Linked DNA regions of Homo sapiens: region 1 is linked to region 2. The links are chromatin contacts, found by Hi-C or POLR2A ChIA-PET in ENCODE. All regions are on one chromosome and are shown on one strand. Each heading gives the region's core, a stretch centred on a gene start or an enhancer-like site at or near the end of the contact. The rest is flanking DNA. Distances are from core to core; before and after follow the strand shown. Region 1 overlaps FHIT (fragile histidine triad diadenosine triphosphatase). Region 2 overlaps CFAP20DC-DT (CFAP20DC divergent transcript).

Region 1 (4,053 bases), core at 872-3,371, 560 kb before region 2:
GTTTTTATTCTATTAAGATCTGATTTCTGGCTGGGTGTGGTGGCTCACACCTGTAATCCCAGCACTTTGGGAGGCTAAGACCGGCAGCTCTCTTGAGCTCAGGAGTTTGAGATCAGCTTGGGCAACATGGCAAAACCCTGTCCCTAAGAAAAATACAAAAATTAGCCAGGCATGATGGTGCATGCCTGTAGTCCCAGTTACTCAGGAGGCTGAGGCAGGAGAATCACTTGAGTCCAGGAGGTCAAGGGTGCAGTGAGCCGCCATCATGCCACCATACTCTGGCCTGGACAACTGAGTAAGACCCTTTCTCAAAAAAAAAAAAAAAAAAAACAACAAAAAAAACACCTGATTTACATTGTTTGTAATGCTGATTGCAACCCATTAAGTTGACTTCATGACCCACTAATGGATTGTGACTCTAAGTTTGAAAATCCCTGATATACACAGTTATGCTTAATCCTTACGGCGGGAGTTCTCACCCCGTTAGTCAGGCTCATAGAGGTAGACAAACCTGGCTAAAGTTGCAGAGGTGAAATTCTATTTTGGAATTTCTGATTGTGGAGCCATTGCTTTGTTTGGCCATCTCAACCAGCTGAGTATCTGCTTTTGCTTTATATTATGGCTGGTGACTTGGTGAGTTTGCCCATTTCCAACTAAGCTTCAGAAACAGAGAAAGGGAACCAGTTTGGGAAAAGGGTCCAGCTACAATGAACACTACCATTTGTCTCCCACAAGGTCAGAATAGCCAGAGGACTCTTCCCATATGAAATACCCCATATTCTTCCTTAATGGCTTATGTTTATAGCAGATTTCCTGAGTAGAAGCTTAAAGTAATCAGACATTAATTAAACCACCTCTAAACATAACCAGAAGGTGTGATACTTCACCTCCCCAAACATTTTCAGCCTTCCTTTAATGCAATTAAAACCATAGCCTAGAGCAAAGAGCATGAAAAGTAGCAAGGAGTTGGCTTGCTGGATAATTTATATCATTTTTATACATAACTTCGCACTTACTCTCAGGCGGAAATGGAGAACTGTCTAATCCCGCACATTTGAAGCCAATGGTCCCCATGAGAATACTATAAATTAACACACAATGAAATTGCATCTAAATTATTAATGGGTGATATTTCTGAATAAGCAGGAGATACCATCTATCTATTCTCACCTCTGTTGGTTTTTTCCTACTTCTAGGATGGCCCCGAAGCCGGACAGACTGTGAAGGTGAGTGCTTATTATGTGCATACAAATTAATAAGAGGCGATTATGAGAACTAATAAAAAATCACAACGAGTCATATGCAGCACATTGCTGTTTCATTATGTTATCTTCGAGGTCAGAGAGACCCTCAGTGTTAGAGCCGTAAATCCTGACATTATAAACTCTGCCAAACAATATGTTTCCCATTGGTTTACAAGACATTTACTTTTAGTAGTAAAATTATTATTGTGCAAACGCTAAAACAGAAACTAAATCAAGGAGTCCGGAAACATAAGTCAAAGTGGTTCATGTGAGAGAGTGTCTAGGAAATAGCATGTGAGCTTCCTGTGGGTTTGTGCAGCCCCATGTTAAGCCTGGGGTGTCTTTGACACACCTTTGCTTCTTGACATAGTCTGCTTTTGCTTCATTGTTTTTGAGTGAAGCAATAACCGCAGCAGTAGCATCAAGCTGCCTCCCTTCCTTTCTGTTCTCCTGTGCTTCTCTCTGTTCTCCTTCTCGTCACCCCCACACCTACTCTTTTCCTCCCTGTGTACTTAATACCAAAGTTCAAACCTAATGGAGTCAGTGGAGCTCAAAGATGGGTTTTTAAGTGTGCTAGGAGAAGAAAGGAGGATTTATTAGGATAGTCTCTGCTTCTGTAGTAAAAATAAAATAATAAAATCCTGGCTGATTCAGAAGCTGGGTTTCAGCTCTTTTCATACAAATGCTAATTCCTATACGGGTAGATTCTGCACCTAAGTCATAGAAAAGGCTCTATTTTTGGTGCTAGAAGTCAGAAGCAAGTCAGGCTGGGATGTTAATGTTACACTTTGTTGAAATAAAGTTTAATGCTTCGAAGACTAGCTGTGAGTGGATAAGGTGCTGCCCACACAAACAATGCCAAATAAACGTAAGTTCCCTTTTGATCTTACTTTACTTTTGTCTTTAACACAGCTATTCTGGGACTTTTAAAATACAATCTCTGGGAAATACTTCTAAGCAGTGAAAGTTTATGTAGGGACTGCCACCATATGGGCTACCAAATTCCTTATCATAAAAAAGGGCTAGCCTCCTAATTGCTCTACACACAGGGTATGGTGATAGACACAGAGGCTTTCAGCTTTCCTCTGTCCCACTGTCTCACCTCCATGTGAGGCTCTAAATATACGGATGCAAAGAAAGGATTTAATACCTGTGGCTTCTTTTTGAAATCACTTCTTGAAATGCAAAACACAAATGTTTAAACTTGGTTCCAAGATTTTTTAAAACTCAGTATTCAAATGTAAATTCCAACTATACCGGATTAGTTAGATGCACTATGCAATATCTATTTGATGGAATTCCTTCAGCCATTGAAAGCGATACTGTAGAGGCATAGCTAGTGACATGGGGGAATGCACAAACTGTATTAAGTGGGATGCACAGAATGATAATAGGTGCATAGTAAGCATAGCTAAAACTTATATGAATAGATAGGTTATATGATCTCAAAATTTCATTTAGCCATTCTAAAGCGGGATAGAAAATATTTGCTATGCAACAGGCTCTGAATAGAGATAGAAAGTAGATTAGTGGTTGCCAGGGACTGGGACAAGGAAGGAATGGGGAATGATTCCTAATGGATACAGGTTCTTTTAGGGTAATGAAAACGTTGTGGACTTAGTGGTGATGGTTGTGCAACATTGTGAATATAATAAAGCCACTGAATTGTACGTTTTAAAATGGTGAATTTTATCATATTTGAATTATCTCTTGACTAAAAATAATAAACACACACACACAAAACAAATAAGCAGTGAGCCTAGCTGGGCTGATAACTATGGCTACAGATTGTGTAACTCCAATAGTAATTACTTTTTGATGTCCCAATTATCTGGCCAAAATGTGTAATGTTTTTGTTACCTTTGATGGTGATGATGATGGACTAATTCTTAACATATAGTACTTATATATGAATTGTTGAATGTGGTTATTGTTATCATCACCCTGATTATTTAGCTTAAGTTGAACTTTTTAAAACGATTCTGTTTTTTAAATCAGCAGGTTATGCTGTTTTGCACATCTTTCAGTTGTTTCCAACCTGATCACAGAAGTTTCCTGATATGAAATAATGGGGATATCTTGACTCGTTTGTAGAATATGGTGGTTATAAGAAAACCACCATACACACACACACACACACACACACACACACACACACACACACACACACACACACACACACACACATAAAATCCCAGAGAACAATGAAGGTTCCAAAGCTGTCCTTTTAGACAAAGTATCCATATCTAAAGTTGTTGAATCTGCTTTTCAAAATGCGATCTTTGTATCACCTGCATGAAAATTAACTTTGGTATCAGTTAACAACAACAAAAAGTTGATTCTCAGTTCTTATTCCAAATCTACTTATTTAGAATACTGTGACTGGGGCTTGGGAATCTTCATTATTAACAAGCACATCCCGTGATAGATATTTGCCAGCCTCAGTATTGTATGATGATAAAATATTGAGTGGCAATGGCCACATAATTATGACCCCTGGAAGCCAGTCTTGCAGTAGCCAGCCCCTCTAGGGGACAAAGCAGCATCTTTAATATTCAGCTGTCCAGTTGTGAATACTACAATTCAAGCCTCTGAGCATTTCATATTTTGGAATTCACACAGTTGCACATTTTAAGGCAGCATTTGACAACCTGCCATGGAAAGCACAGTGACTGTTCTCTTCATCTTTGCCTCTGTGTCTCATTCTTGAGATTCTGCCTGATCCCTGGGTTCTAAACCATTTTTGTCTCATGCTGAGTGGTAATAGCAATAAGCCCAGTAATGGTCTTTTCCCCTGGAGCACCTGTTG
Region 2 (3,781 bases), core at 1,054-3,553:
AAATTATTTTATGTATTCACTTTTTTGCCATATTTTTCCCACCCAAGAATGTGAATCTTATCAGACCAAGGCCTTGATAGAATAGTTTGTTGATAGTGCTATAGTCCTAGCACCTAATATATAGTAGGACATCTGTATATATGTGTTCAATGAAGAATGTTATCTTAGGTAGAATTAGTGTTACTTCATCCTGTACACTGGAGGAGGGCTGGAAATTTACCTCTGTGGTTGGAAAGTACAATGCACATCTCTTCTTATCTAGTCAAAGGTAAATTGCCTTATAAAGGTCATTCAAACCTTTTCCTGTTGGAAGCATGTGATATTTGTTTATTTTCAGAGCCAAGATAAGACTAGGTGGCAGGGGCTATCTTTAAATAAATGAATCATAATTAAGGCTGGAGTCTTTTTAAAAAGAGACCAGATCCTGCCTTCTTTTATTAACCAAACATAAGGCTCTCCCCTGGGATGTGATGGTGGTCATGGGACAATTACACACTTTATCAGCAATTCTTCAAGAGCATGCTCCTGAACTTCCCCAAAAATTGCACATAAGGTACTCCCTCCTATTTTTAGATTACCCAGTTAATCTGAACATGGGTAAAAAGGTGATTAATAATTTAAGATTTCAAATATGTTATATTTTATATTGGTATACTGGGAGTCAGTGAAAATGTGGACAATATAGATCGTCTTACAGACTCCATTTTACTTACAAGTTTTATGTGTTTGAAGGGTAACTAAACAATTTTAATATAAATATTAAAGGAAACATGGATAAATGAAAAGTTTGCCCGAATTTTTTTTTAGCTAAACCTTGACCCTTCCAAACCATTTTTGCATTTGACAAACTGCCTATTGCTAGTCCCCATACTGTCAAGTCCTTGCCAGTATGTGTTTATCCTCTTCAGCTACAGGGGATTAGATGGGAATATTTTAGAATCATTAATGCAGTGATTCAGCCGAACCATGGCTGTTATCTCACCAGCAAGCCATATAGCCTTCCAATGTGGGAATGAGGTTGAAAAGTCTGACAAAAGCAGTGTGGTTCATTTCTGAAATGGCAAATTAATTCTATTTCCAGGGCAGACATGAGAAATAAATATCTCTATTTGCCACTCTAGAAAGATTTCATATTTAGGTCACTAAAATACATAAGTTCTAGATCTACCTCCACCCCACCCCTGTTTAAAAACTCCCACAAACACAAATCACAAAAATATATAAAACAAATAATAAGGTCATCAAAAAGCAAACTGATGTGGTTGTCAGGGGCTCCCTGGCAACCAGGGGAAATAAGGACTTACGTAATGGATACAGAGCTTTAGTTTTACATGATGAAGAGTTCAGGTGGTTGGGTACACAACAATGCAAACATACTTAACACCCCTGAACTGTACACTTAGAAATGGTAAATTTTATGTTATATATATTTTACCATGATTTTTTCAAAATCATATTGAGATATCAAAACTCAAAGTCTTGCAGTTTTGGTCTTTAAAGAAGCTGCACATAGAAGCTTCTGGGCCCCAGGAAAACACGTTACATGATATCATGTGTCAGTTGGCCAGGATGCCTTAGACCAATGAGAACCTTCACCAAAGGGGCAGGCATTTTGGCTTTTAACCATCTATTGCCTGCCTGGCTTGGAAGCATCTGGTCTAGGCATGATCAGATCCTGCCTCTTTCCACTGATTTCCACCCTTTGGAATCTAAGGCCTATCCTCCTCCCACACACTCTTTCACGGATTAACTCTGAGTAGTGATGGCTACACAGTGGAGCTCATTACCTGGTAGGGCTGTGCGAGAAGCTGGCATGCACCCGTTCAGGGGTCCTCACCAATTCTGGGAAGTGGGTACTGTTCTTCCTCCCATTTTATGACTAAGAACACTGAGCCTTTGTAATGACACATTGATCTACATATGCCTACATTTTCCTCTTTCCAGGGAGAGTCACAAATAAAGGAATGAGAAAGCAACGGAATCTCTTCTCCCTGCCCGTTCACCTCCAGTCTTCTGGGTTTGTGGAGCATGCCCAGAAATCCCAGCAATTATTTCATCCACTTCACTATAAGCAACATTTTCCTGCATGAAATGCACTCCATCTGGGCTCAAACAGAGATTTATAAAAGCAACCTTTTTTGTCTTCACACAAAAGAAAGGCTAAGAGTGAAACTGTGGTGAGGTTTTGGTGCTCAACAGAAGGCTTTGGGAGGAGTCGAGTGCAGTTAGATATAAATAACATCGTTTAAGCCAGGATGTGGCTTGGTGACAGCTAACTCTGACTCTGGTCGCTTTGCCAGAACAGCTTTCAGCTGTTTCACGTGATTTCACAAACCCTTGAACTGCAGAGTTATTTCACACCTGCAGAGGTAATGAATGCCTTTTGAGAACATTTGCAAAGTTGGTTGGCAAAAGTCAAAGAAACCAGTGGAACACAAGCTCTCCAGAGGCCTTTTTCCTGTTCCACACGTGCTGTGCCTCAGTGAGTAGAGGGAGGCCGTCAAATGGAGTGACTACAAGTTCACAAATAAATTGTCTTCTTTACCAGTGAGTCAGTGTACCTCAATCTCATCAGAATAGAAAAACAAAAATGAAAGAACCTCAGATTTCATGGTAGTGGCAAGATACAGGGCTGAATGTCCTGCCTGCAGATGTGGGGCCCCTGTTCATAGACTGCCATGTCATCTAGCACATAAGCAAACAATGTACAAATGCCTGTGTATACTTGTTACAATTCATGCCAGGAATTTACCTCCTGGGTATGTGAAGTGTCTGTGTTTCAGGGAGTGGAGATTTCTGATCTCTCCCTCTCCTGCTACTTCCCATTCATCTTTTAACTCAGAAGCTGTAACTCTCCAGATACAGAGATGCCAGTATCCCACTTTGCATATTCCGAGAAAAAGAGCAGCCCAGACATAATTCAGAAATTCATAATCAGCATGGCCACAAATAAAATTTTAAAAGTCATTTCTTGTGAACATTTCATGGTGGTGGATTCCTCCGCATATAAAAGGACTATGTCCCATAGGAATTTATTAGTAGTCTAAGAAGGATTCTATGAATAAATTATACAAACTGTGGAAAATGTGTCAAAAAGGATAGAACTATTTGCTCAAAAATTCTGGTAAATAGACTTAAACCATGCGCATTACGTGGGGATTACCCATTCAGAGAGAATTTATTTATTCAGAAAATGTTTATTGCTAGGCACACCCAGTATAGACAGGTGAACACCACAGTTTTGGTTCCTGCCTCATGGAGTTTACCGTCTAGTTGGAGAGGTGGTTGGTGAACAGACGAACAAATATAAAAACAAACATGGACAGTGCTGAGATACAGCAGAGTGATGACAAGAGATTCAGAGCCCTTTCTTGTACTGAAACATGCAAATTTTCTCATTGATTGCTTGTTAATGTTTTATAGGACTCTTTAGGGTACAGCAGGGGGCCTCAAGTATCTTGAGAATAATAGTCATTGTTCTAAGTGGCAGTGAATAGAGAATTCCAGGGAATATGTGATTAGATACTTACAATGTCAAATCAACCTAACCAAATACCTTCCATAGAAGTGTCTGGAGAGGCAGGTGAGATAGCATAAAAAGTGAGCTTGGGTGGCAAGTAGACCTGGATCTGGATTCCACCTGCACTATTCATCCGTTGGGTGACCTTGGGCAAAGAACTTGAACTCTCTAGGCCTCAGGGTCTTAGGGTGTTAAAGGGGAAAACTGTACCTACATCAGATGGTTCTTGTCAGAAAGAGCTAATAAGTCATATACTATCTG

Evidence for each region. Hi-C counts contacts between places; a loop is a spot of excess contacts on that map. ChIA-PET counts read pairs that join two places held with the same protein, here RNA polymerase II (POLR2A). Pooled maps may share reads with other maps.
Region 1: a map of CD8-positive, alpha-beta T cell shows a loop between it and region 2 (4-fold over the local background). The contact joins two enhancer-like sites. A Hi-C loop is called at or near these places in 6 of 168 maps with a recorded cell type or tissue (CD4-positive, alpha-beta T cell, CD4-positive, alpha-beta memory T cell, CD8-positive, alpha-beta T cell and 2 more) and 11 of 50 pooled maps. POLR2A ChIA-PET finds 5 or more read pairs at or near these places in 2 of 52 experiments (CD4-positive, alpha-beta T cell and naive thymus-derived CD4-positive, alpha-beta T cell).

Annotation. Positions count from the first base shown.
Region 1 is chr3:60,008,544-60,012,596 of GRCh38, reverse strand. It overlaps FHIT (fragile histidine triad diadenosine triphosphatase), which reads left to right. Exons shown (of 10, transcript NM_002012.4): 7 at 1,197-1,226. Among named protein-coding and RNA genes, the nearest start is that of MIR548BB, 610 kb to the left of the region's middle. RefSeq lists a silencer at 1,513-1,722. Within about 2 kb of position 2,121, at least 4 of the 41 ENCODE cell types and tissues checked have a DNase peak (open chromatin) inside an H3K27ac peak, as active enhancers do; they include CD4-positive, alpha-beta T cell, CD8-positive, alpha-beta T cell and natural killer cell, where a contact is called at or near this core.
Region 2 is chr3:59,450,038-59,453,818 of GRCh38, reverse strand. All of the region lies in intron 5 of CFAP20DC-DT (CFAP20DC divergent transcript), which reads right to left. Among named protein-coding and RNA genes, the nearest start is that of CFAP20DC-DT, 370 kb to the right of the region's middle. Within about 2 kb of position 2,303, at least 8 of the 41 ENCODE cell types and tissues checked have a DNase peak (open chromatin) inside an H3K27ac peak, as active enhancers do; they include CD4-positive, alpha-beta T cell, CD8-positive, alpha-beta T cell and natural killer cell, where a contact is called at or near this core.